Linked DNA regions of Homo sapiens: regions 1, 3, 4, 5, 6 and 7 are each linked to region 2. The links are chromatin loops, found by intact Hi-C in ENCODE. Cell type or tissue: PC-3. All regions are shown on one strand.

Region 1 (4,000 bases), 50 kb after region 2:
TGGAGAAATAGGAACACTTTTACACTGTTGGTGGGACTGTAAACTAGTTCAACCACTGTGGAAGACAGTGTGGCGATACCTCAAGGATCTAGAACTGGAAATACCATTTGACCCAGCCATCCCATTACTGGGTATATACTCAAAGGATTATAAATCATGCTGCTATAAAGATACATGCACACGTATGTTTATTGTGGCACTATTCACAATAGCAAAGACTTGGAACCAACCCAAATGTCCATCAATGATAGACTCAATTAAGAAAATGTGGCACATATACACCATGGAATACTATGCAGCCATAAAAAAGGATGAGTTCATGTCCTTTGTAGGGACATGGATGAAGCTGGAAAACATCATTCTGAGCAAACTATCACAAGGACAGAAAACCAAACGCCGCATGTTCCCACTCATAGGTGGGAACTGAACAATGAGAACACTTGGACACAGGGTGGGGAACATCACACACCGGGGCCTGTCATGGGGTGGGGGAAGGGGGGAGGGATAGCATTAGGAGATATACCTAATGTAAATGACGAGTTAATGGGTGCAGCACACCAACATGGCACACGTATACATAGGTAACAAACCTGCACATTGTGCACATGTACCCTAGAACTTAAAGTATAATAAAAACAAACAAACAAAAAAAATCAAACAAACAAAAAAGAATTGGCAGGCATAGCTTGAGAAAAGTAAAGAATAGGACAATAGATTTCAAGTGTACATGCCCCTCTAATAAAAAGTTAACAAATTCTAGAACAGAATCTGATCATATGTGTTGAGCAAGACTACAGTGAAAACAAAACATGAACAAAAATTACCTTGAAGCAGTTAAAACTTACAAACTATTAAACAATATCTAGGCTGGGATAAAATTCAGACCAGTGAATTCACAGTGGAAAAGATAACTATAATACCTCCATTTAGATACTGCTGTATTTTTTTAATTTTTAATTTTTGTGGGTACATAGTAGGTATATATATTTATGGGGTACATGAAAAATTTTGGTACAGGCCTACAGTGTGTAATAATCACATCAGGGTAAATGAGGTATTCATCACCTCAAGCGTTTATCCTTTGTGTTACAAACAATCCAATTATACTCTTTTAGTTATTATTTTTTCTTTTTTGCAGGGAGGGGTTGAGAAGTCTGAAGGTAATGGCATGGGAGGGGGTCTTTAGTTATTTTAAACTGTAGAATTAAATTATTATTGACTGTAGTCACCCTGTTGTGCTATCAAGTACTAGATCTTATTTATCCTTTCTAATTATTTTTGTGCCCATAGATAATGCTGCCTTAAACTTAAAATTATGTCCATTAGGTTCTTGGGTGTGAGAAAAGTACGACTGGGAAATCCGTCATCCCACTGGTAGTGGAGGCTGAGTCTCTGGATTGGTCAGGCTAAGTGTATCCTTGCCAAAGCTCAGGCCCCTTCCTGGTGGAGCAGGGCTTGGCTATTCCATAGCAGCTGTTGCTCTCCTTACGGGAACTTTACATAAGTTCTTTTTTTCTTTTCTTTCTTTTCTTTTTTCCCAAAGTCCCTTTGAGAAATCTCATTGCATCTAAAATTCAGGTCCAAATTTTTATTTCAGCAGCCTCATCAAATTAAAAACTGTGTAAAATCCATTTTTAACAAACGATGGTCCTCGGACTCAAATGAGTTTAAGTGGGTGTTTGGCAGTGTCAGGGATTTCCTGTCTCCTCTGTCTGATGAAATCTCTAGTTATAATATTGTTATGTCACCAAGATTCATTGCTTGCCAAACCTCATCTTAGACATTTATGTGGGTTTTCCCAAATACCCTTCAGCAACTTAAATCCTAGATGTTATTGCCAGCTACCAGGGAAATTAAATAGGGGATACAGGAAATATAAAGTGACTAACAGTTAGCAATTGCACAACTCTTTCTCATGGGCATTTTCCATGGCTGGGAAACAAACTTGAGGGGACAGTGGAACACAGAAAATATTCACAGACATCCTGAAGTTCAGCGTCTACAGACATATGGAGAAATTTCTGGTTCTGTTCCTGGAAGGGCTGAATGTTTTAGTCGTAACTTCTGTGCCTGGGGCTTGTTCAGTTGTATCTAAGTAGTCATGATTAAACACAATTGGAATTGTGTTTTACCAAAGGTCGATGTTTAAAAGTTTTGCAGGTATACAATCACCTTTCTCTCATTAAAAATAATGAATTCATAATCATTTGAAATTAAGAACTATCAAAAGAAACAATTTACACCTTCCTAGTCAAGCGTAACATTCCACAGACATTTGAGATTGTCTGATACCTTCATGAAAAACAGAAAACCTAGGTCATAAATGCTAATTTGTTGTCTACATACAGAATGGAAATAATGTTAAGAGATTACCAAGGGTGGACGTTACTCAGCAATGTGACAAAACTGCTGGAGATGAGAAAGCCTGGGAAGGTTGTGTAATTCTTAGGGAAGTAAAGGACATGAACAATGTCAGCTGTCTGGGACCATATGCTCAAGTACATGAAAACAAAACCACTGAAGGTCAGAAAACCTAACATGAAAACAGAATGCGAACCTGTTGGAAATGGACTGAAACAATCCATTCCACAAAATGGAAAACAGAATATTTTGTCCAGGAGCCCTTACTTCTGGAATCTCCTCTATTTTTATAATAGGAATCAACACCCTTACTGAAAACTTCAATTTTATAATAGGCTTATTTAGTCTTAGATTTTTCTGTGGGTTGAATTTAATCATTAATTTCAATATTAGTATATGAATGTACTCAACACAGGGAAGTCTTAAAAGTTGACAAGATCGATCTCTTTCTCTCTCTCTCTGTGTATGTATCTGCAAAAATGACAAAACTTTTTTTTGTTTGTTTTTTGTTTTTTGTTTCTTGTTTGAGACAGTCTCTGTGTCACCCAGGCTGCAGTGCAATGGCGCGATCTCGGCTCACTGCAACCTTCATCTCCTGGGTTCAAGCAATTCTTTTGCTCAGCCTCCCGAGTAGCTGGGACTACGTGAGTGCGCCACCATACTGCTAATTTTTGTATTTTTAGTAGAAACGGGGTTTCACCATGTTGGCCAGGATAGTCTCAACTCCTGGCCTCAAGTGATCCGCCCACCTCGGCCGCCCAAAGTGCTGGCATTACAGGCATGCGCCACCACGCCCGGCCTAAAACTTTTAAAAAGAGAACTTGTTATTTGTGCAAAATATGCTTATCTAAAATCTGTGACTTATATCCTAGAATAACAAAGCATTTACCTATTTGCCAGAAATTTCGCTAGACAAGAAAACAGTTTGCTCTGTCATCTATTTTTGTAAAGGTTTTTCCTCATTTTAAACTATTTATATTAAGGCATGTAATCGCAAAATAAGTAGCATCTGCTTCTTCTGTCCCCATTCATCCTGCAACTAACCAAAACAAGGGGAAAAACTCAGAATCTATGAAGTCCTGCTTCTGTGAAATGTTCTTTGTAGCCAATAACTCCATCTCAAAACCTAACAAACCATTGAACTCCATATTAGTCCACCCTCCAGAATACACATTAGAGCCAGATGGAAAATCACTGGCTAAATTAAAACACACTAATTGGGCATCAGATTTCTTCTGAAAATGACAAGGTATCGTGTGGGTGTCGGATGTATGACTAAGAGGAAATTCATTCTTTCTGTACAAATAAATCATTCAGATTCACTTTACTAAACTTTCTTTTTTTTTTTTTTTTTGAGACAGAGTTTCGCTCTTATTGCCCAGGCTGGAGTGCAATGGCGCGATCTCAGCTCACCGCAACCTCCGCCTCCCGGGTTCTAGCGATTCTCCTGCCTCAGCCTCCCAAGTAGCTGGGATTATAGGCATGTGCCACTACTCCCAGCTAATTTTCTGTTTTTAGTAGAGACGGAGTTTCTCCATCTTGGTCAGGCTGGTCTTGAACTCCCGACCTCAGGTGATCCGCCTGCCTCGGCCTCCCAAAGTGCTGAGATTACAGGCGTGAGCCACTGCGCCTGGCCTCA
Region 2 (4,000 bases):
TTTAATAGGCCGGGCGTGGTGGCTCATGCCTGTAATCCCAGCACTTTGGGAAGCCGAGGCGGGGGATCACTTGAGGCCATGAGTTTGAGACCAGCATGGGCAACATGGCAAAACCCCGTCTCTACTAAAAATACAAAAATTAGCCAGGCATGGTAGCAGGCACCTGTAATTCCAGCTACCTGGGAGGCTGAGGCAGGAGAATCGCTTGAACCCAGGAGGCAGAGGTTGCAGTGAGCTGAGATCATGCCACTGCACTCCAGCCTGGGTGACAGAGTGAGAATCTGTCTCAAAATAATAATAGTAACTAATAATAATTTCCTTAATAGATATAAGGCTACTAAGATTTTCTATTTCTTCTCAAATCAGTTTTAGTAATTTTTATCTTTCAAAGAAATTTTCTATTTCCTTTAAATTTTGAAATTTATTGGCATCAATTTATTCAAAATATCCCCTTATAATCTGTTTATGTCTGTAGGATCTATGGTGATGGCCTTTCATTCCTGATTTTGGTAATTTGTGTTTTTCCTCTTTTTTTTTTTCTTGATCAGTCTGGCTAGGGGGTATAACTTTTATTAATCTTTTCAAAGTACTAGCTATTGATTTTACTGATTTTTCTCTATTGTTTTATCATCTTCTCTTTCATTAGTTTTCACTCTTATCTTTATTTATGCTTATATTTGGTTTAATTTGCTCTTCTTTTTTTAGTCTCTTAAGGTAGGAGATTAGATCATTAATTTTAGACCTTTCTTTTTTTCCAATATATGTATTTAATGCTGCTATAAACTTTCCTCTAAGCACCACTTTAGCTGCATGTCACAAATTTAGATAAATTGTGTTTTCATTTTCATTCAGTTCAAATATTTTCTAATTTCCATTGTAATTTCTTCTTTGACTCATGAATTATTTAGAAATGTGTTGCTGGGCCGGGTGCAGTGGCTCATGCCTGTAATCCTAGCACTTTAGGAGGCTGAGGCTGGTGGATCACAAGGTCAGGAGTTCGAGACCAGCCTGGCCAATATGGTGAAACCCTGTCTGTACTAAAAATACCAAAAAAATTAGCCAGGCATGGTGGCACATGCCTGTAATCCCAGCTACTCTGGAGGCCGAGGCAGGAGAATTGCTTCAACCCAGGAGGTGGAGGTTTCAGTGAGCCAAGACCATGCCACTGCACTCCGGCCTGGGTGACAGAGAGAGACTCCATCTCAAAAAAAAAAAAAAAAAAAAGAAAAGAAAAGAACTGTGTTGCTTATTTTCCTAATTTGGGGGGATTTTTCAGAGATTTTTCTGTCCTTTGTTGTTGTTGTTTATTTGCTTAATTGTAGCTAAGTTCCAGATAGCAGGGAATTAGCAATAGTGACTGCAGTCCCTTGGCCAAAAGTTTCTCAGACACTTAAACTATTTACTTAGGTAACACATTTTTTTCATGGCTACTGCAAAGGTACATTTCAGACATATGTTTTGAATTAATTAAATCTCAAGATTAATGTTGAAATTTAATATTTAGTATTTTTACATTATATTAATGATTTTTAAGAACCATTGATTTTAAGTTAAACACTTGGGTTCTTGTGCTTTTTTAAATTTGCAGATTTCAGTTCTCATATTTAGATCATTAACTTTGAAACTAAAAATAAGATCTGAGTGGGTAAGCACAGAGGATTTTTAAGACGGTGAAACTATTCTGTATGATACTATAATGGTAGATAAGTGTTTTTATCCATTTGTCAAAATCCATAGAATGTACAACACCAAGAGTGAACTCTAATGTAAACTGTGGACTTCGGGTGATACTGATGTGCCAATGCGAGTTAATCAATTGCAGCAAATTTATCACTACGGTACAGCACACTGGCAGTGGGGAGTCTGTGCCTGCGTGGGCAGGGAGTATATGGGAACTCTCCATTCAATTTTGCTGTGAACCTAAAACTGCTCTAAAAAACAAAGCCTATTTTAAGAAGCAATAAGATCTCAGGCCTTTCAGAATGCCAGATTAATGTTTAAATGTTAAAAATGAAATACTCATTGCTGCTACTAAAATTACCTTAGTTTCTCTAATCCTCTAAGTTTTCAAGTGTGCCTTTTAAAAAAAACCCTTAAGCTTTAATAAGCTTTACCAGATGACAGTAAAATTACTTAGATTAAGCCTCCATGATTTTAGAAATGAAGCATTTTGAGGACTCAATCCAGTTCCTGGGAGATGAGTCAGCTAGTTAATTAATATGATCTTAAGGAAAAATGACCCGTCTTACTTCTCACTGACTGCATACCCTGCTGAGACTATATTAAGATTAGCATTACGAGTGCTGCACAGCTGCCTCTCCTATGAGTTCAACAGGAGCTTGGTAAATAATATCAGAACTGAGTCATTTATGGTTGAATGACACAGAATGAAAAATAAGTGCCTTTCAGGCAGTTCCTGTTGCCTAATATGGACTGAGAAGTAGACACTTTAACTAAAGAGCCCCACCTGTGCCCCAAATGAACCTTTCCCTATAAGGATGTTGATCTAATTTCCTGATCAAAAAAGGAATCCAAAAACGCTGTCAATGATCTGTCTGGGCCTGAACGAGGGCCTATTTTCTCTTCTCAAAGGCCTCGTGCATGGAAGTCTACCGAATTTCTTCCTTGAATAGTTGAGGGTGTTTTGTTGTAAAGATTTCCAGTTAAAGTGGCTCTTTCATCCTAGGGAGAGATCAGAATATCCAGCAGTCCTGCAGGTGGCTAGAGTTTATTGCATTGGGAAGCAGAAACAAGATAACTAAAAACAGAGAATCTGTATTTAAAACTTAGAAAACAGGACTGGTATTTTTATAAGATTTTTTTTTCATTACAACTATCCATTCTTCTGTGAATTAAAAGCCCAGGACACTGATGGCTCGTGGAATTGATGTCACTAGTCCCTAGGCCTTCTTACCTGATAGTAACAGTAAAATGGATATATAACATCGTTTTTCTTCATGGAGCAGAAAAAACTGAGGTTAAATGAAAGCTTTCAGGCGACTGAATTAAACTTGAAAAGCTATAAGGAAAGGGAGCCCTTTTCTAAGGAAGTGACAACAAATTCATAAACTGAATGACTCATAAACTGCTTTCAAATTGCAAAACTGATTATGAATCACTGAAGAAAAACGTAGTCTCACAAAATCTGGTTGTTTAGGAATCAAAAAAGGTAGCCTCTGCTGTTCATTGGCATATTGTCATTCACCATCCTGAAATAACCTTATGGTGAGTGATACTAAAATAGGTCAGTTTGTTAGAAATATTTGCTTAAAAGCCAGATTTGGCTCTAAATTTCTTTTGAATGAATCATAAGAATCTGGATGATAAAAAGAATTACGCTTAGAGAAATGTGCTAGAAACAGGCATTGGTTAAAGATATGGACGTTTCTTTTAGTAGAAACCTGTGTATTTCTGAATCCTTGAAAGAAGGATTGTGGTTGAATAACAATCTGATAAAGGATGAAGTGACCTTCACCATCCGGCCTGCCGATAAAGAGCGGGGAGATGTTCCAAAGTAATCCCACAAGGAGATTCATGATCTAAAAACCATTACCAATAGGTGGTATCTGTATTTCTCTGTTTAAGACTGGAAACTAACGGGTAACTCAAGAATGCTTCCAAGAAACGGTGGAGAATGTCCACTCAAAGATTTTAATCATTAACTTCAGAGCGACTCTAGGCTAACGCCCAGGTCCAGGAATAAGGGACAGAGGCCAATAGTAACACAGATTTTATATTTTTCAACTGGAAAGCTTGGAGATAGTACAGGTAGATACAAATAATATTGGAGTGTTGGAAATTTTCTTCATGTTCATGTAAGGATAGTTTTACTATCAGTTCTTAGGAAATTGGAATATAAATAAACAATAACAATTTATCTAGACCATGTAAACATTATGGATTTTTCAATTTGCCCTGAAAATCTCAGATTTGCTTGATAGATTTCATGTGGTAGCCTCATTAGACCCCAAAGTGGGAGTGGTGTATAAGAAGGGATTCT
Region 3 (4,000 bases), 110 kb before region 2:
AGTAGCCAGGCATGGTGGTGGGTGCCTGTAATCCCAGCTACTCAGGAGGCTGAGGCAGGAGAATCGGCTTGAACCGAATCTGGGTTGCAGTGAGCCCAGATCGCGACACGACAGAGTGAGACTCCATCTAAAAAAAAAAAAAGAATTGATCGGTAGTTTTAAAATTGGGAATATAAACTTAGTAAACACACAGGACCGGAAATGATGTTTAGTTGTGAGATTTCAACATCATGATGCATATTTTCCATATTTAAGACGTCTTATTTGTGTCTTTGGAAAAGGATTCTGATGAAATTGAGGATGTCAACATTTCCCTCTGTTGCCCTCCAATCGGATGAACGATCCTTCATGGTAAGGGTGTGACAGAGGCTGCTTTGTCTCGTTTCATACCAGGACCCAATGCTCTGAGACGACTCACTGGGCCCCACTGGGCAGAACTGTCTTTTAGGGTAGAGAAGAGTTGGGATTTCAGAAATTCTGTTTCAGAATGTCAGCTGGGTGTGGTGGCTCACGCCTGTAATGCCAGCACTTTGGGAGGCTGAGGCTGGCCGATAGCCTGAGCTCAGGAGTTCGCGACCAACCTGGGCAACACAGTAAAATGCACCCCCATCACTACTAAAATACAAAAAAAATTAGCTGGGTTTGGCGGTGTGCACCTGTAATCCCAGCTACTTGGGAGGGCGAGGCAGGAGAATCACTTGAACCCCAGAGGCAGAGGTTGCAGTGAGCTGAGATCACGCCAATACACTCCAGCCTGGGCGACAGGAGTGAGAGTCTGTCTCAAAAAAAAAAAAGTCTGGGCACAGTGGTTCACGTCTGTAATCCCAGCACTTTGGGAGGCCGAGGTGGGTGGATCACGAGGTCAGGAGATTGAGACCATCCTGGCTAACACGGTGAAACCCCGTCTCTACTAAAAATACACAAAATTAGCCGGGCGTGGTGGCGGGCGCCTGTAATCCCAGCTACTCGAAAGGCTGAGGCAGGAGAATCGCTTGAACCCCGGAGGTGGAGGTCGCAGTGAGCTGAGATCACACCACTGCACTCCCGCCTTGGTGGTAGAGTGAGACTCCATGTCAAAAAAAAAAAAAAAAAAAGAAATTAGCCATGAAGATATTTCCTCTTTTAATCTGAGTGTTTGGCCAGAGGTCCAAGATACCTTGACAGGAAGACAGAAGACAGAAGCTTCGACTTCAGCCCTCAGGAATTTTCTCTAATTGTACAGTAGGTGCAGGAATCTGGGGGCAAATATTTGTTGGAGAGCAAGAAGCCACTTTCTTCTCATCAAAGATGTGATTGGAAAAGATCCCAGGGTTTGCTTGTTGAGAAGGAGCTAGCCAATTCTGGGATCAAAACTTCTTCCACTTTTCCCATATTCACACATTGTGGAAAAATAACTAAACCTTTGTGTCTATTGGTTTTCCCAAGTGCAAGATCATAAAAATTATTTTAACCCATTTTATAGAACCGTTGCAAGGAAAACATCACCATGAGAACCACGTGAGAAGCTCTTTACTCTTAGCTGAAAGTTTCACCAATCCTTAAGATTGCCAGGCCCCAGGGGAAGCTGTTGTGTAAAGTTTCAGCCTCCAGGCCAATCACCTGAATAGGATCTACTATCAGAGCATTCGTAAATGTCATATTTGGGGGCTCTTGTGAAATAAAAGCGAGAGGAAACCAGACCAGTGTGTCTTCATGCCAGAGCCAGAACTTTCTATAGGGTGGGGCTGAATGAGGAAGCCAAATACTTCTGTCCCCTTCCTTGGCTCACATCAGAAAGTATTTTTATTTGGTTACATACACATTTTCTTTCTTCCCTTGGTCATGAATCAGAACATTTTATAGCTAAGAGGAGTTTTAGGGATATTCTAGTTGCTTCTCATTTTACAGACAGAGCAGGTCCTGGAGCCTAGTGGTACCCTTGTTTCCTGACTCAGACGCTGGTTCAAAGAGTCGCTGAGGCCAGGCCTGGTGGCTCATGCCTGTAATCCCAGCACTTTGGGAGGCCGAGGTGGGCGGATCACCTGAGGTCAGGAGTTCGAGACCAGCCTGGTCAATATGGCGAAACCCCGTCTCTACTAAAAATACAAAAATTAGCCAAGTGTTGTAGCGCATGCCTGTAATCCCAGCTACTCAGGAGACTGAGACAGGAGAATGGCTTGAACCTGGGAGGCAGAGGTTGCAGTGAGCCGAGATCACACCACTGCACTGTAGCCTGGGCAAGAGTGAGACCCTGTCTCAAAAAACTAAACAAAACAAAACAAAGAACAAAGAGTCACTGAGCTCAACCGAAGGGCAGTCCTGAACCTCTCTGATAGTCCTTGCACACGGTACCCTCCACAGGGCATGGTGGTACAGAAGAGCTTTCCTCCTTGCACTTTGTTGAACTGTCTCTTTTTGCAGGAGGCACCTGGCTCGCCCAGGTTCAGCCCCAGGGACTGAATGCCAACAGGCTGAGCTCAGGAAGGGACCTTCAGTCTGTGGCAAAGGTGGGAAGACAACCATGATTGATAGAGTCCAGCCGCGCGCACAGCGATTTCACATTATCGCATCGCCATCTTCACGGCAATCTTTGGAAGGAGGCATCTTCTTCCCATCCTCAACCAAGGCAAATGCAGCTGAGAAGCGTGAGCAGCTCCCCAGATGTATCCAGGCTTCAAGGCCAGATTCTGAGGGTCTAGGTCCTGCCCCTCCCCTGAGGTGGTATCAGAGAAACTGCAGTCCTGGGCAGGTGACCAAGGCAAGAACTCAGCCCAGGGAGAAATCTGGGACAGATTCCTGAAACTGGAGGAGAAGTCGGAGACTCACTTGAATGAACTAAGCAAAAAGCCAACTCGTAGACCTGGGGTGCAAGGGGGTGCGGAGCTAACTGCATGCTGAGCCCAGGAGTGGCGGGCCCCAAACTCCCTGGTTCCACCTGCGCCTGCGGCGGGACGGGATGTGTGCCAGGCACCCCCAGGCTTCCTTTCAGAGAGTTCAAGCCTAGCCTCTGTTACTCGTTGACTGATGTTCCCTGTCTAAAAGCCTTCTTGACTTCTAACCCCACATTTTGGGCTGAGTCAGCTGCCTTCTAAACTCCTTTTAGCACAGAACAGCTGGTCACTGTGCCCGGTCAGCTGATGAGAGGATCAACTTCACTGGTGGTCAAGGTAGGAGCAAGGCCACTAGGCCACCTGGGGCTGAGTCCTGCCTCCCTAGAATACCAGCCCTGTGACCTGGGCGGGTTACTAAACTTCTTTGTGCCTCAGTTTCCTCATCTGTAAGACGAGGGTAATAATAGGCAATAATAGTTCCTGTCTCATAGGGTTGTTTGTAGGTTAAATGTGTTAGTTCACGTAAAAGTACCTAAAACAGTGTCTGGCACAGAGGACACGCTCAAGAATGGCTATTTACCTTTCATCTCCGCACACACCTGTCAAAGCACAGGGCAGAGCACCCTTGACAGGACCTCACCAGGACCTTATGCAGGCAGGGGACACGCTGTCTTCTGAGTCAGGTCTTTCCATTTTTGGATGGCTCTGACTAAGAGAATTCCTCCTGTGTTCCGCCAAAATCCACCTCCCACTCATTGGTCCCAGCTCTGCCAGAAGGCAAATGTCAAAAAAATAATCTTGAAAGAGAAGACATAGAATGTAAATAATAACGATAGAATCGGGTTGAGGAATGGCAGCCACCCCTGCAGCAGCTCCTCTGACGGCTCTCAGCCCAGTGCCGAGCCCAGGCTGCAAAGACCTTTGAGTTCCATTTGAAAAATACCAAGCTCTTACTTCTCTGCTTCCTTTAGAAATGCATAAAACAGCTTCTCTCACCGTTCTTTTCATACATGCTGCCAGACTGGTATGAGATTGGGGGAAAAGTCACTCCGCTTGTGCAAAGGTGACCTCGCCTGGCTCACTACGTGCCATCCAGCCTGTAATCACTGCGCATGGAGGCGGGGTGGGGGGTGCTGGCCAGGCGCACATCCCGCCTCCTGTCTACAGAGCCTTTCTGACGTCACATGTAA
Region 4 (4,000 bases), 220 kb before region 2:
GCACATGGGAGCTAATTGCAGGTGAACTGTGGACCTCGCACTGCCAGGGAGAGGCGCAGGGCAGAGGGCCCCAGAGGACACCATGGGAATTTCAACAGATCCTGCCCAGGCTGAAGAGAAGGAGCCACTGGAGGGGGCTGGTTCTGGCTTCTTTTATCTCTATAACAGGGTAACAGCTTGAAAAAAATACCGATGTCCTTTTCTATTTTGCATGCAAGTGGCCTGCCATCAACTGATGAGCTTCAGCACCTCAGGGACTTAATGCAATAGAAGCTTACTTCCACATGAGGTTGGCAGAAGTGTGCCTGATGGGTGGGGACCTCTGTGAAGCCATTCAGGGATCCCGGTTGCCTCCATCTTGCTCTGCCCTGGTGCACTGAGGGAGGAGCCCAGGTGGTGCCTGCCCACGGGGCCAGGTGTGCAGGAGGCCCACGTTCCACTCGAATCCCATTGGCTAGGACCCTGCCACACAGCCACACCGGCCACACCCAACCCACAACAGGGCTGAGAGATGGGGCCCCTGTCCCCAGGAGAGGAGGAGATGGGGGTGGGGAGTTGCTGGCTTCAACTGCTTCTGTAACTTTTAGCTGCTTGCAGAGGGGAGAGAAGATGGGGAATGCTGAGAAAACTTAAAGATCATCTCGAGGTTCTGATGTTCACAACGGGATTTTGCAACAAGAGAAGAGGTTTGAAATCTAAGCATTGTTGAGAAAGAAAGGGATTTTGAAAATTCCTTTGACCTTTTTTAAACTTCCAAAGTGAGAACCTTCTAAGGCTAGAGCTTTTGCTTTTTAGCCCCTCCAAGTTCAGGGCAGAGAGCAGTGTTTCTCCCTGGGGGCAGACAAGATTTCTCCTGTCTCGACAATAGGTCTAGACTGGGGGCCAGAGTGGAAGGGGCTGACAGAACATGCAGGAAAGACAAGAGACGCTCGCCCTTCCGGTCCTGGGTGTGGGGGAAGGATGGCAGAGGGAGGAGGGAGAGTGAGGGGGAGGAAGGTGCTTGGGGTGCATCCCAGCTCCTTTCTCCCTGCGCCTCAGCCCTGTCGTGGCAGAGTTTGCTCTGGGCAGAGCCCCCGTACACCAACACAGCGGCCGCAGCCCGGCTGGGGGATCAGAACAGTGGGGGCTCTAATTTGCCCTGTGAGGCTCTTGTGGCTCCCATTCAGTGCCTGGATGCAGAGCTGAAGCTGCAATGGCCCCGTGGGGCTGGGACATGACGTGGGGTGGGGGGACCCTCAGCCTCACTGTGGGAAGGACAGTTGGGCCAGGTGGCTGGGTGGGGGGACTTTGGCAGAGAGACCTGGAGGGGTCTACGGGGCCAGCCAGGGCCCCAGGGAAGCAGGAGCCACACCAACTCCACGCCAGGATCTAAGGAAAACAGGGGACTGCTGCAGCCCTGCCACGTACACGGGGACCGGCAGGCAGCCAGGAGGACACAGGAGCCCCATCCACTGCCCCAGCCCAGAAAGGAACAGAGGATGGAGACAGGACATGCACAGTGTGAGCCTAGAGAGACCCAGTCGGACCCAGAATAATAGGCTCCAACAGTGCAGAGGAGAGCTGGTGTGAGGCGGTGGAAGCCTGCTCACCTGCCATCCCTGGGTGTCCACAAGGTGGTGGAAGAGTCCCACCTTTCCCGGGAGGCAGCAGGAAAACCTCGGAGCAGGAGGTGGGGAAAGGGAGAAGCTTTTCCTGACCTTGTAAAGATTCTTGGTTCTAAGGCTGGATTTTTCTTTCTACTTTGTGAACACACTTTTTCTGCAAAGCATGAAGCCAAGTGAATTTTTATGAATAACGTTATTTGTGATAACAGATCTCGTGCTAGTCACTGTGTTAAGGTGTTTCCGTATTTTAACCTCATGTAGTCATCATAGCTTCAGGAATGGGCATTATCTCCACCATTTCTTTTCTATCCAGAAGCCTGAGACTTGGATGGAGTGGGGTCATGACACAGGCAAGGTTGGAGCGGGAGAGCCTCCCAGGCCTTGTGGTCATTCCTCCATTCGTGCAGCGATTATTTATACAGCATCTACCGTCCTCTGGTGCGGGCGGGAGGTGGGATTCAGAGATGGCATCCGAATCCCCTTGGTCATGTTCTCAGTCCTCAGCCTCCTCAAGGGACTGTGCCGTCCCATTGTCTCTACCACCCCTGCCCATCCCATTCCCTGACTTACAACGTGGACAGCTTGTGGCTCCCAATTCAGATCTGAGCAGTGACAGACATGGGTGTGCGTGTGTACCTGTGTGTACAAAGTGTGTGCTGTGCAAACATAGAGAAAGGTGCATTCTCGGCCGGGCATGGTGGCTCACACCTGGAATCCCAGCACTTGGGGAGACTGAGTCAGACAGATGGCTCAAGCCTAGGAGTTCAAGACCAGCCTGGGCAACACAGTGAAAGCCTTTCTCTGCTAAAAATACAAAGAATTAGCCAGGCGTGGTGGCGTGCACCTGTAGGTAGTTCCAGCTACTTAGGGGGCTGAGGTGGGAAGATCACCTGAGCCGGGGAAGTCGAAGCTGCAGTGAGCTGAGACTGTGCCACTGCACTCCAGCCTGGGCAAGAGATCTTGTGAAAAAAAAAAAACAAAAAAACACGAAGTGCATTCTCTTATGTTATCTGGAGTTAATGAATTATTAGCGACCTGCAGTCAATATTGCTTCCCTCTCTTCAGATAGCCTCTGTGGCTCTGACATGATCTAGACTCATACACACACACAAGCATGCACACATATGTGCACACATGCTCTCAGATATGTGCACATACATGCACACATGTGCACACACACACACTCTCATACTCTCAGATATGTGCACACACACACACACACGCTATTCCTATTGCCACGCCTCCTCCTGATGGGAGCCCAGCAGCCACCCTGAAACTCTGAGTTAGAATCCAGACATTTTGTGTCCATATGAAGAAAGTCACAAAATTACAGTCCTGTAATGACAACACATTGCAAACTCCAGAGGACAGGGCCATCCAATTCTTTTTTGGCACCTCCTGCAACACCTGGCAGAGGCCGAGCACTGACACCCACATGCTTATTTACTGTACGTGGAGTAGGATCGGTTGAAGTTGCGCGATTTACCCGGGCACACACGGGCACACTGTGGGATAAAACAGATTGTCCTGGGCTGCCCTGGGCATGCCGGTGAAACTCCATTGAACCATTTCTGCAGGAAAATGAATTCTGATTTCCAAACGTATGTCCTTCTCATAACGTACTTGTGGAAGCAAACCCTGGACTTTAGGTCTTCTGGAAGAACTGGGGCAAGGGGGAATTAGAACCTACAGGGTCATGGTTGCCCTCTGAGCTGAGCCAGAGCATGAACCCAGGGTCTAGACGTTGGGCAATGCTGGAGCCAAAGGGTGTTGGGCCGCCGAGGTTCTAGAACTAAGGTGGTAGAATCCAGGCATGGTTGGCACCCAGGCAGCTGCAGCCTCCCTGTTCGTGGGCTGGGTAAAGCCTCATTGGGTCACACAGTTGCCAAATAAAATACAAATACCCAGTTAAATTTGAATTTCAGATAAACAGAGAGTAATTTTTATGCTCAGCATGTTCCAGGCAACATTTGGCATTCTGTATTCTGATTTGCTCCACTTGGCAACCTTATCGGGACAGCTCCAGGAACCAGGCAGAGGCAGCCACTAGAGAAGCCCAAGGTCCTCTGAGGCTCAGCCTGCTGCCCCATGCCTGAGAGCCCCCCCTCTGCTTCTATTTACAGTTCACCTGTGAGAACAGTCAACACCCAACATCCATAGAGAAGTCCCAGCCAACATCTGCTTGGGTCTGGAAAGAAGCAACTGCCAGACAATATGTGGCCGGGATCTTTAAAGTTCGAGTGGCTTTTGTGTTTTATCTGTTTGTTCAATTTATTAAAATTCTGAATCGACTAACCAGAACTTTCTAAACACTTAACTACTCATTATGCAACTAATAAAAGCATGAACATTTCAAATTATTTTAATCTTTGATCTTAACATCATGGATTATTAAA
Region 5 (4,000 bases), 84 kb before region 2:
CATCAATACAGTCGACTGCCGAGACAGCCGCACCCTCAGGCCCAGAGAATCGGGCCTGGTAGTGCCCTCCGAGCTCTGTCATATCATGGCCTTCATAGAAAATGCAGTGTTTGGCTGGGCGTGATGGCTCACACCTGTAATCCTAGCACTTTGGGAGGCTGAGGCAGGTAGATCACCTGAGGTCAGGAGCTTGAGACCAGCCTGGACAACATGGCAAAACCCCATCTCTACTAAAAATACAAAAAATTAGCCAGGCATGGTGGTGGACACCTGTAATCCCCGCTACTTGGGAGGCTGAGGCAGGAGAATCACTTGAACCTGGGAGATGGAGGTTGCAGTGAGCCAAGATTGTACATTGCACTCCAGCCTGGGAGACAAGAGGGAAACTCTGTCTCAAAAAAAAAAAAAAGAAAAGAAAAGAAAATGCAATGTTTTGGGGGAGACACTCCTCTGGGGTAAGCAGATGAGGATGCTCACAGCCAGGTACCTGGGATCAGCACCTTTTTCATCCATTTGAAGCCCATATACCCTGCATGCTGGCTGAGAAGCCCTAGACTGAGATAGGTACTTTATATATACCAACTCCTTTCATCCTTACAACTACCCTACAATGAAGGCACCCTATATTCTCTCTTCATGATGGAGGACATTGAGGCACAGAGAAGTGAAGCAGTTTGCCCAAGATCACACAGCCAGAAAGGGTCAGTCATCTCTAGCCCAAGGTTCTGGGTACCTACCTCCCCACCATTAGCCTCTCTAATAAACCATTCCAGATTATCCCATGGTTTCCAACTTAGCCAAACCATACCATGCACTTATTTATTTATTTATTTGAGACGAAGTCTTGCTCTTGTCCCCCAAGCTGGAGTGCAATGGCACGATCTCGGCTCACTGCAACCTCTGCCTCCCAGGTTCAAGCGATTCTCCTGTCTCAGCCTCACGAGTAGCTGGGATTACAGGCGCCTGCCACCATGCCCGGCTAATTTTTGTATTTTTAGTAGAGACGGGGTTTCACCATGTTGGACAGGCTGGTCTCGAACTCCTGACCTCAGGTGATCCGCCCACCTCGGCCTCCCAAAGTACTGGGATTACAGGCGTGAGCCACTGAGCCCGGCCTTATACCATGCATTTAAAAACTCAAGTTCATGGCCTGGTTTCCCACATTGCGTATGCATTTTCACACTTCCTCTATCTAATCTTTCCTTTTTAGATTCCAAACTGCTAGAGAGCATGAACGAAACAAAATGCTGAGCGCAGAGTAAAATACCTTTGGCCAAATGACCAGTCACATCAAACCTGTTTGCCTCTATTCCCGTAGGCTCTCAGAATGTTTGAAGATGTTAAAAATGGGGGGAAAGCAGCGAGACCCTGTTTTATCAGCATATGATTGGTCCAAAAAGAAAAGAGGATACTGCTAAGTTTCTCATCTATACAGGATGCAGACATTGAATGCTTTCGCTTTCTTGTGCTTTTTTTTTACTCTCATATATTGGGAACGCCTTATTCTTTCTGGCCCTGTTTCATATCTGTGTTTCGATCTCTGTGAATTCTCAAGAATGCAGTGCTACTACATGAGTCACACTTGAACAACCCTAAAACAAATAAGTAAACAAAAAGCTTCAGAAAGCTCACACACTTGTTATTACCTGAAATTGATGTGGTTATAGACTGACATCCTACCAACCAACGCAGAATAGGCTGATGAAAAGAAGCATTCGTTGTTTGCAGAAGTTTCGCCAGCCAGAACACAACACAAAACTTTCTCTGGGTTGCAGTGAATCACCTAAGTCAGGAAACAAAGTGATTTTAACGAGTAATAGTCACAATGCCTTATCTTACTTGTAATATTTACAAAATGTTCTTGACATCACCAAGGCCGCAGCCCTAGAAAGAGGAGGGAGAGCGGACATGGGCACATTCATTCAGTCCCTGCTATGTGCCACGTGCTTCCATTCACATGGTAAAAAAATCTCAGGCCGGTGTGATTATTCTCAATTTCAAGATGGAGACACAGAGTCACTGAGATAAGGAATTTACTCCAAATCACGCAGCTAGAGAATGGGGCACTGGAGTCCATGCTTTCACTCCACCAGGCTGCCTCTTGGAGTTACCCAAGAAAAGCTTTGAGAAATCATGAGAATTCACTAATTTCCCAAAGATTTCATTTTACCCCTATACTTAGCCAGAAAATAACATTTTCTCAAGATCCAAAACTGTTAATTCTGTTGAAGAAGAGTCAAGGCAACCAACATATCTGAATTGCCACACTACGTGCTTTGATTCCTGGAAAAGATACATGATCTTGACGCTCATACTTTCCAGTATCCCCTACAGTGAGATGTTGGAAACTTACGTATCACAGTATTCATCGTCCCCCAAAATATAAATGGGTCAAACTCATTGAGTTAAAAAGCAGACATTATCATCCTTGGATAAACCCTGTTAGGGAGCCATCTAAAGCAAAAGGACATGGAAAAGTTGAAAGCAAAAGGTGGGGAAAAGACACCAAAAATATATTAAACAAAAGAGAACTGGCATAACTACATCAGTATGACACACACACAAGGACTCTAAGACAGAAAAGGTTCCTATATGAAAATGAAATTTTCGTGTCACCAAGAAGACATAATAATTCTAAATGTATATGCACCTAATAAAAATGTCTCACACCATATACATAAAAAAGTAATAGAGGTCGGGCACGGTGGCTCACACCTGTAATACTAGCACTTTGGGAGGCTGAGGCTGGCAGATCACCTGAGGTCAGGAGTTCGAGACCAGCCTGGCCAACATGGTGAAACCCCACCTCTACTAAAAATGCAAAAATTAGCCAAGTGTGGTGGTGCATGCCTGTAATCCCAGCTACCTGGGAGGCTGAGGCAGGAGAATTGCTGGAAGGTTCCAGCTGGCAAACTTTCACCTCACCAGGAGGTGGAGGCTGCGGTGAGCCGAGATCGTGCCACTGCACTCCAGCCTGGGCAACAGAGTGAGAATCTGTCTTAAAAAAAAAAAAAAAAAGTAATAGAAATGGACAAATCCACCAATTTTTTTTCTCAATAATCAGTAGGTCAAGCAGCAAAAAAGAATCAATAAATAGGCCGGGCACAGTGGCTCATGCCTGTAATCCCAGCACTTCGGGAGGCTGAGGCGGGTGGATCACCAGAGGTCAGGAGTTCAAGACCAGCCTGGCCAATAAGGTGAAACCCCATCTCTACTAAAAATACAAAAAAATTAGCCGAGTATAGTGGCAGGCACCTGTAATCCTGGCTACTCAGAAGGCTTAGATCATGCCATTGCACTCCAGCCTGGATGACAAGAGCAAGACTCCATCTCAAAAAAAAAAAAAAAGAATAAATAAATATATTTGAAAAATTTGATTAACTACTTTGATGTAATGAACATATGTAAAACTCTAAAAGCAATCATTAGAGAATATCCATTCTTCTTTTTTTTTTTTTTTGAGATGGAGTTTCGCTCTGTCGCCCAGGCTGGAGTGCCGTGGCACAATCTCGGCTCACTGCAACCTCCGCCTCCCGTGTTCCAGTGATTCTCCTGCCTCAGCCTTCCGAGTAGCTAGGATTACACATGCCCGCCACCATGCCTGGCTAATTTTTGTATTTTTAGTAGAGACGGGGTTTCACCATGTTAGCCAGGATGGTCTCGATCTCCTGACCTCGTGATCTGCCTGTCTCGGCCTCCCAAAGTCCTGGGATTATAATCATGAGCCACTGTGCCCGGCCCATTCTTCTTAAGGACACATGGAATGGTTACAAAAATTAATCAGATCTGAGGTCATAAAGCACATCTCAACAAATTTCAAAAAATTAGTATCACATCCATCACATTTTTTAAACAAAATGTGATTAAGTAGAAGTCAATAGCAAAAAAGATAAATTATGAAGTTCTTGTGTATTGAAATTTAAAAACAGAATTCTAAATCATGGCTCAAATCATACAAATCTAGAAATACTCAGAACAATAATTTTTAAAATATTATTTA
Region 6 (4,000 bases), 96 kb before region 2:
TCCTAGCCAACCCTATTTTGCCCAGGTCCCTCACCATTCCTGCAGGCTCCCAGAAACCTCTAGAAACTGGAATTCCTGCAGTGGCCTCCTGCGCGGGCAATGTGACCCCCCCATCCACGGTCCTTAGATTCGTGGACATTTACAGCCAGTCTGATTTTCCTGTGACACGCTGCTCTCCTGCTACTTAAGAATATATTCCCATTCATCGTTCTCTCCTTTCTGATTCTTTCTCACAAGTCTTTTTCTTTATTTTATTTATTTGCTTATTTTTTATTTTTTATTTTATTTTATTTTTTTTGAGACAGAGTCTCTCTCTGTCACTCAGGCTGGAGTGCAGTGGCGTTATCTCTGCTCACTGCAACTTCCGCCTCCTGGATTCAAGCAATTCTCCTGCCTCAGCCTCAAGAATAGCTGGGACTATAGGAGCACGCCACCACGCCCGGCTAATTTTTGTATTTTTAGTAGAGACCAACATTTCACCATGTTGGTCAGGCTGGCCTCAAACTCCTGATCTCGTGATCCACCCATCTCGGCCTCCCAAAGTGCTAGGATTACACGCGTGAGCCACCGCGCCCGGCCTATTTATTTGTTTATTTATTTATTTATTGAAATGGAGTCTCGCTCTGGAGTGCAGTGGTGAGATCTTGACTCACTGCAACCTCCATCTCTCAGGTTCAAGTGATTCTCCTGCCTTAGCCTCCCAAGTAGCTGGGATTATAGGTGTGTGCCACCATGCCCAGCTAATTTTTGTATTTTTAGTAGAGATGGGGTTTCACCATGTTGGCCAGCCTGGTCTTGAACTTTTGACCTCGGTGATCCACCCGCCTTGGCCTCCCAATGTGCTGGGATTACAGGCGTGAGCCACCGCACCCAGCTTTGATTTTTGTATTTTTAGTAGAGACGGGGTTTCACCATATTGGCCAGGCTGGTCTCGAACTCCTGACCTCTAGTGATCTGCCCGCCTCACCCTATCAAAGTGCTGGGATTACAAGCAGAGCCACTGAGCTCAAGTCCCTTTCTTCTCTTCTAGCTGTATCAAAGTCCTTGGAGGCAGGCACGAATCCTGTCCTGGGTCCCTCTGGATCCCCCATGGTGCCTTACACATGGTTGGATACAGATATGTAGCAGCAGGAGTTCAATTGATACCTAATCGATTCACTGGTTTTTCCTGATTTCTGAGTAATTCAGTTATACCAAAAGAAATCCTCATGCTTACCTTATGTTGACATTAGATGGGAATAAAAGGACAGGATTGGGACCCTAAGCTATTTAGGGTTCCTCCTCGGACGTGCCCTGAGGGCAGAGGCAACAGCCTTTATGTTCACCCAGGAAGCTCTCTGAACCCGAGGTACTCAAGGCTCATTCTGGGTGGTCCTGTATTTTAATGTTTCCCAAAGAAAGGGTTCTAAAAAGGATGACATTGCTTTTGGAATATACATTTATTTCTGCAAATGTTCCAAAACTCCAGCCTGGTTTAAAGCATACTCCCTTGTTGTATTCCTACTTCCCAGCCCAAGACACGCATTTTTGATATCATAGCAAACAGTGATAGATTCTATTTCTAGTTGCTTTAAAAACAAGTCTCATGGCCGAGTCACTGTTCAAACAAGGAAGGGCGGGGTGAATAAGCTTCCTTATGTCATCTTGAGTAAGGTCATCGTCGCTAAATGTCTCACAGCCCCCAATCCCATATATTTAATTCCCTCTCTTGATATTTCATCATTTAAGCCCCTGAAGGAGAGAATGATGTAACGCCCAACACACGCCAGAGTCGCCTTTTGGAGAAGCAGCACCAAGCATGGGCAGAATGCTGTAGCCAAGTTTGCTTAGGCAAATATTCAGGTATCTGTTGTCGTTCGAGTTTCCATCTGAGATGCAGGTTCCTAAACAGGTTTCATGGAGGTTTGGATCTCTCTCTTCCATCTATTTGAAGTTTTGAACTTAAAAGCACTCTTCGAGCCCACACAAGATGTACGTGCTAGAGCCTCTCTGTCATCAGGGGATAGGTACCAAAGCATTTATATCCTCCCAGAACCACAATAATATTATCCAGGACCACTCACTGTCAGCAGACTTTAAAAAACTATAATGTAAACTTCCTGTTGTGATTTTAACCAGTTTCCTCTTGTCTGATTCTCAGGGGAGATGGTAAACAGTTCATCTGAGCTTTCTGAACAATGGTTTAGCCTCTCTATAGGAACGTAACATGGCCGACCCTTCTATAGGCCATCTGCGTTGAGTTGTTTGTCCAGGTGCAATGCATTTTTCTTGTTAATTCACAAGTTCTTCTCTGGTCCCTTTCGAAATCAGGACATCTACTGGCAACTCACGGATCCAGGGGAGAGAAAAGTGTCTTGGTCCTAGAGGGGTGTTCAAACTATGATTTATGATCAGCTTTGCCTTTCCCATCAATCACTGTGCAAACTTGGGAATGTGAGCAAGGAGGGAAGTATATCACTACAGACAGCTTTCCAGTACGGTGAGATTTTTGAGTTATAAAATATAAACTAAGAACAGTGACATCATGTTACATACCATAAATAGTCAACATTAACTTTATTTTTCAGTTTATTTATTTATTTATTTATTTATTTTATTTATTTTTTCAAGACAGGTCTCACTCTGTCACCCAGGCTGGAGTGCAGTGGCACGATCTCAGCTCACTGCAACCTCCACCTCCCAGGTTCAAGTGATTCTCCTGCCTCAGCCTTCTGAGCAGCTGGGACCACAGGCACACACAACCACGCCTGGCTAATTTTTGTATTTTTAGTAGAGATGGAGTTTCACCATGTTGGCCAGGATGGTCTCAAACTCCTGACCTCAGGCGATCCGCCCACCTCAGCCTCCCAAAGTGTTGCGATTACAGGGGTGAGCCACCTTGCCCAGGCTCCAGATTTTTTTTTTTTTTTAATAAGAAGAAAAACTTTATTTCAAACAGGCTCACTGGTGTTTATGCTACAGCAAAGGCTGGTTGTAACAGGCAGTTTCATTACAAACTTGCACTGATTGACAAATGTGAAACTATTTAGCAATGATCGATTTCTGCTCAAGTGTAGATTAAATCTACCAGTATGTCAACTTTGACATTTATTATGGACCTTACTATTTACTAGTAGAGGTTAATTTTTTTTTTTTTTTTGACAGTCTTACTCTGTTGCCCAAGCTGGAGTGCAATGGCACGATCTCAGCTCATTGCAACCTCTGCCTCCCAGGTTCAAGTGATTCTCCTGCCTCAGCCTCCCTAATAGCTGGGATTACAGGCGCCTCCATGCCTGGCTAAGTTTTGTAGTTTTAATAAAGATGGGGTTTCACCATGTTGGTCAGGCTGGTCTCGAACTCCTGACCTCAGGTGATCCACTTGCTTTGGCCTCCCAAAGTGCTGGGATTACAGGCGTGAGCCACCACACCCAGCAGAGGTTAAATTTTTATCACAAAATATGAGAATAACCTAACAGTTTCTACTAAAGTAATGAGCTGTGAAATTTATTCCCCATTATTGCTTTGAAAATATACCCCTAGGTTGATAAGAAAAATTCTGACGTCAACCCAATATATTATTTAACTGACCATCAGCTTGATGGTCAGTCCTCTTCTAGCTGACTTGAACCAATGAAACGCCCGTGTTTCTCAACCCTTTGGCTAAAAGCAATATTTTCTTCTACTTCTGTGTACACAGAATTAGTGAGAACTATTTTACCCACATCAGCCTTGACTGCACTAACTCTTTCTTCTGTGGATAGAGATCCTATGTTCCGTGTGAGCACTTAGTTCTCAGACAGCTGCTGCCTTTTTGTCTCTCCTTTTTTTTATTTTTCTTTTTTTGAGACAGAGTCTTGCTCTTGTCGCCTAGACTGGAGTGCAGGGGCACGATCTCGGCTCACTGCCTCCGCCTCCCGGGTTCAAACGATTCTCCTGCCTCAGCCTCCCGAGTAGCTGGGATTACAGGCGCCCGCCACCCAAGCCCGGCTAATTTTTGTATTTTTAGTAGAGACGGGGGTTT
Region 7 (4,000 bases), 77 kb before region 2:
TGGTGAAAAACAACAAAAACTAGACACAAAACAGTAAATATTGTGTGATTCCATTTATATGAAATTCTAAAACAGGCAAAACGAATTTATGGAGACAGAAAGCAGAATGGTGGTTGCCTCTGGCAGAGGAGAGGGTGTTGATTGACAGGGATACAGAGGACTTTCTGGGGTGATGGAAATTTTTTTTTTTGACAGGGTCTTGCTTTGTCACCTAGGCTGGAGTGAGTGCAGAGGCATGGTCACGGCTCACTGCAGTCTCCATCTCCCAGGCTCAAGTGAACCTTCCACTTCAGCCTTCTTGGTAGCTGGGGCCACAGGTGTGCACCACCAGGCCTGGCTAATTTTTTTTTTTAATTTTTAGTAGAGATGAAGTTTCACTGTGTTGCCCAGCCTGTCTTGAACTCCTGGGCTCAAGTGATCCTTTCACCTTGGCTCCCCAAAGTGCTGGGATTACAGGTGTGAGCCACTGCACCCAGCCTGAAATGATATATATATATTTTTGAGACAGAGTCTTGCTCTGTCACCCAGGCTGCAGTGCAATGGTGCCATCTTGGCTCACTGCAACCTCTGCCTCCTGGGTTCAAGCGATTCTCCTGCCTCAGCCTCCTGAGTAGTTGGGACTACAGGTGGGTGCCACCACATCCAGCTAATTTTTGTAATTTTTAGTAAAGACAGGGTTTTACTATGTTGGCCAGGCTGGTCTCGAACTCCTGACCTCGTGGTCTGCCTGCCTGGGAAAAGTGCTGGGATTACAGGTGCGAGCCACCGCGCCCCGCTGATACATATTTTCAATGGAGTAGTGGTTCCATAGGTGTAAACATTTTTCCAAACTCATCAAACTATATGCTTAAAATCTATGCATTTTTTTGTATCTAAATGATACTTAATAAAAAACAGCATTTGGAAAGAAATTATGTAACATAATAAAATGATAACACAAAGGTTTTTTATAACATGATAACACAAAGGTTTTTCGTTTGTTTGGGTTGTTCTGAGGTAAGGTCTTGCTCTATTGTCCAGGCTGAAGTGCAGTGGCCCCACCATGCCTCGACCTCCTGGGCTCAGGTGATCCTCCCACCTCAGCCTCCTGAGTTAGCTGGGACTACAGGCACACGCCACCACACTCAGACAAGTTTTTTGTATTTTTTTCTAGAGACAGGGTCACTCTATGTTACCCAGGCTGGTCTCAAACTCCTGGGCTCAAGAGATCCATCTGCCTCAGCCTCCCAAAGTCCTGGGATTATAGGTGGGAGCCACAAAACCCAGGCTTTAAATTTTTTTTTTTTTTTTTGAGACAGAGTCTCGCTGTATCGCCCAGGCTGGAGTGTGGTGGCATGATCTTGGCTCACTGCAACCTCCACCTTCTGGGTTCAAGCAATTCTCCTGCCTCAGCCTCCCAAGTAGCTGGGATTACAGGTGCATGACACCACACCCGACTAATTTTTGTATTTTTAGCAGAGAAGGTGATCTGCCTGCCTCAGCCTCCCAAAGTGCTGGGGTTACAGGCATGAGCCACTGCACCCAGTCCTCCCATATTTTTTTTCTTTGAGCCAGGGTCCTCACTCTGTCGCCCACACTGGAGTGCAGTGATGCAATCTCGGCTCACTGCAGCCTCGCCCTGCTGGGCTCAAATGATCCTCCCACGTCAGCATCCTGAGTACCTGGGACTACAGGCATAGGAACAGGGTGTTACCATCTTGCCCTTAGAGGGGAAGTAGATAGGGAGAAGGAGGGGTCCCATAGGTAGATAAAGTTATTAGTGATGTTCTAGCTATTGGTTTGCTTGCTGGGTTTAAGGATTTATTATTATTATACTTTTATTAACAGATGTTAGTTAATTATTAACATATATGTTACATTCAATATTTTGTAAATATCAGAAGATATATTTTTAAAAACTTGGAAAGCAAGTGGTCACCTAAGGACAAGGAAAATTTAGATTCGTGCAAGAAGTGATACTTGAAAGAGAGAGAAGATTTTTACAGACAAACTGGCAGCAGACATCCCAGATAGAACACCACCCCTGGTGTTGGCAAGCACACAGAGGCTCGGCAGGGCGAGGCCCTTGGGAAGCACTTGCTGTTAGCCTCCCTGACGTCATTCTTGTTTCTGGCATTGAGGCCTAATGTTGCCAACAAGATTAACTTTGTTGAGCACATGGATCAGGCAAAATACTGCTTTTTGGCATCTCTCAGAGAGCCAAGTATTGGTATAGTTTGTACAGTAGTTGGTTGCTACATGTATGCTACTCTGACTGAATTCTTTTTTTTTTTTTTTTGAGATGGAGTCTCGCTCTGTCACCCAGGCTGGAGTGTAGTGGCACGATCTTGGCTCATGGCAACCCTGCCTCCCAGGTTCTAGCGATTTTCCTGCCTCACCCTCCCAAGTAGCTGGGATTACAGGCTTGCAGCACCGTGCCTGGCTAATTTTTATATTTTTAGTAGAGACAGGGTTTCACCATGTTGGCCAGGCTGGTCTTGAACTCCTGGACTCAAGTGATCTGCTTGCCTCAGCCTCCCAAAGTTCTGGGATTACAGGCATGAGCCACCATGCCCGGCCACTCTGACTGAATTGTATGATTGGTTAAGCAGAATATCTAAAAATCAGATCTGTTTTTTTTTCCTCTGGTTGTACTTGAACTAAATTTATATGCCAAGTTTATGGGGTTGAATTTTCAGTTATGTTTGTTAATATGAGTATGTGCACGTATGTGTGCAGGATGAGGACATTTGCATGGAACTGGCTCAAAAAATACTACCAGTTTTGATAAGCGTGTGGAATTAGTGAATGTTGTGATTTGCAACAAAATATTTAAGAACAGTAGAGTCCTAAAATCCAGCACAGCCGGGCACGGTGGCTCACGCCTGTAATCCCAGCAATTTGGGAGGCTGAGGTGGGCGGATCACTTGAGGTCAGGAGTTCGAGACCAGCCTGGCCAACATGGTGAAACCCTGTCTCTATTAAAAACACAAAAATTGGCCGGGCGCGGTGGCTCACGCCTGTAATTCCAGCACCTTGGGAGGCTGAGGCCGGCGGATCACGAGGTCAGGAGATGGAGACCATCCTGGCTAACATGGTGAAACCCCGTCTGCACTGAAAATACAAAAAATTAGCCAGGCGTGGTGGCAGGCGCCCGTAGTCCCAGCTACTCAGGAGGCTGAGGAAGGAGAATGGTGTGAACCTGGGAGGCGGAGCTTGCAGTGAGCCGAGATTGTGCCACTGCACTCCAGCCTGGGTGACAGAGTGAGGCTCCGTCTCAAAAAAAAAAAAAAAAAATTAGCTGGGCGTGGTGCCATGTGCCTGCAATCTGAGCTGCTCGGGAGGCTGAGGCAGGAGAATCGCCTGAACCTGGAAGGCGGAGGTTGCAGGGAGCTGAGATCACGCCATTGCACTCCAGCCTGGGCAACAGACCGAGACTCCATCTCAAAAAAAAAAAAGATTCACTACAATTAGGATTTGCAGTTGGTTGGTTAACTAAAAATTTTGGTTAAAGTAAGCAATCATAAAAACTAAAAGGCTGGTCAGGCCCAGTGGCTCATGCCTGTAATCCTAGCACTATGGGAGGCCAAGGTGGGCAGATTGCCTAAGCTCAGGAGTTTGAAACCAGCCTGGGCAATATGGGAACACCCCATCTCTACAAAAAAACACACAAAAATTGGCTGGGCGTGGTGGTTGCATGCCTGTAGTTCCAGCTACTTTTGGGGGCTGATTCAGGAGAATCTCTTGAGCCCAGGAGGTGGAGGTTGCAGTGATCTGAGATTGTGCCACTGCACTACTGCCTGAGTGACAAAGTGAGACCTGTCTCAAAAAAAAAAAAAAAAAAAAAAAGTAAAAAAAGTGGTGGTGCTCGCCTGTAATCCCAGCATTTAGGAAGGCTGAGGTGGGAGGATCACTTGAGCCCAGGAGTTCAAGGCTGCAGTGAGCTGTGATTGGGCCATTGTGCTCCAGCCTGAGCAACAGAGCTCAACCCTGTCTCAAAATAAATAAATAAATAATAAAT

Evidence for each region. A loop is a pair of places that touch in the nucleus more often than their neighbours do. Peaks named below come from ENCODE experiments on the same cell type or tissue, not always from the same donor. Only the 100,000 strongest peaks of a DNase experiment are listed, where the experiment ranks them.
Region 1: a loop joins it to region 2, with 4 times the contacts of the local background. A loop is called at or near these places in 14 of 110 quality-filtered maps.
Region 3: a loop joins it to region 2, with 5 times the contacts of the local background. A loop is called at or near these places in 6 of 110 quality-filtered maps.
Region 4: it touches region 2 in a loop (11-fold over the local background); 8 of 110 quality-filtered maps call a loop at or near these places.
Region 5: a loop joins it to region 2, with 8 times the contacts of the local background. A loop is called at or near these places in 7 of 110 quality-filtered maps.
Region 6: it touches region 2 in a loop (5-fold over the local background); 9 of 110 quality-filtered maps call a loop at or near these places.
Region 7: a loop joins it to region 2, with 5 times the contacts of the local background. A loop is called at or near these places in 8 of 110 quality-filtered maps.

Annotation. Positions count from the first base shown.
Region 1 is chr1:8,045,766-8,049,765 of GRCh38, reverse strand. The region is part of intron 2 of ERRFI1-DT (ERRFI1 divergent transcript); the gene reads right to left. Among named protein-coding and RNA genes, the nearest start is that of ERRFI1-DT, 21 kb to the right of the region's middle. RefSeq lists an enhancer at 2,780-3,979. In PC-3, no CTCF peak of the experiment used is centred here; DNase peaks (open chromatin) are centred at 1,835 and 2,425; H3K4me3 peaks cover 949 bases; H3K27ac peaks cover 3,473 bases.
Region 2 is chr1:8,095,944-8,099,943 of GRCh38, reverse strand. All of the region lies in intron 2 of ERRFI1-DT (ERRFI1 divergent transcript), which reads right to left. Among named protein-coding and RNA genes, the nearest start is that of ERRFI1-DT, 71 kb to the right of the region's middle. RefSeq lists enhancers at 2,649-2,698, 2,064-3,263. In PC-3, no CTCF peak of the experiment used is centred here; DNase peaks (open chromatin) are centred at 2,373 and 3,173; H3K4me3 peaks cover 1,220 bases; H3K27ac peaks cover 3,454 bases.
Region 3 is chr1:8,202,267-8,206,266 of GRCh38, reverse strand. No RefSeq gene overlaps it. Among named protein-coding and RNA genes, the nearest start is that of LINC01714, 4.4 kb to the left of the region's middle. In PC-3, no CTCF peak of the experiment used is centred here; DNase peaks (open chromatin) are centred at 1,716 and 3,526; H3K27ac peaks cover 4,000 bases.
Region 4 is chr1:8,312,094-8,316,093 of GRCh38, reverse strand. No RefSeq gene overlaps it. Among named protein-coding and RNA genes, the nearest start is that of SLC45A1, 4.0 kb to the left of the region's middle. RefSeq lists silencers at 1,580-1,629, 1,670-1,719. In PC-3, CTCF peaks have their summits at 96 (motif pointing right) and 1,605 (motif pointing right); a DNase peak (open chromatin) is centred at 1,623; H3K27ac peaks cover 1,615 bases.
Region 5 is chr1:8,180,155-8,184,154 of GRCh38, reverse strand. No RefSeq gene overlaps it. Among named protein-coding and RNA genes, the nearest start is that of LINC01714, 27 kb to the left of the region's middle. In PC-3, no CTCF peak of the experiment used is centred here; a DNase peak (open chromatin) is centred at 1,714; H3K27ac peaks cover 3,243 bases.
Region 6 is chr1:8,192,347-8,196,346 of GRCh38, reverse strand. It overlaps the pseudogene EIF2S3P1. Among named protein-coding and RNA genes, the nearest start is that of LINC01714, 14 kb to the left of the region's middle. In PC-3, no CTCF peak of the experiment used is centred here; a DNase peak (open chromatin) is centred at 1,656; H3K4me3 peaks cover 320 bases; H3K27ac peaks cover 3,976 bases.
Region 7 is chr1:8,172,622-8,176,621 of GRCh38, reverse strand. No RefSeq gene overlaps it. Among named protein-coding and RNA genes, the nearest start is that of LINC01714, 34 kb to the left of the region's middle. RefSeq lists an enhancer at 3,036-3,566. In PC-3, no CTCF peak of the experiment used is centred here; no DNase peak of the experiment used is centred here; H3K27ac peaks cover 2,539 bases.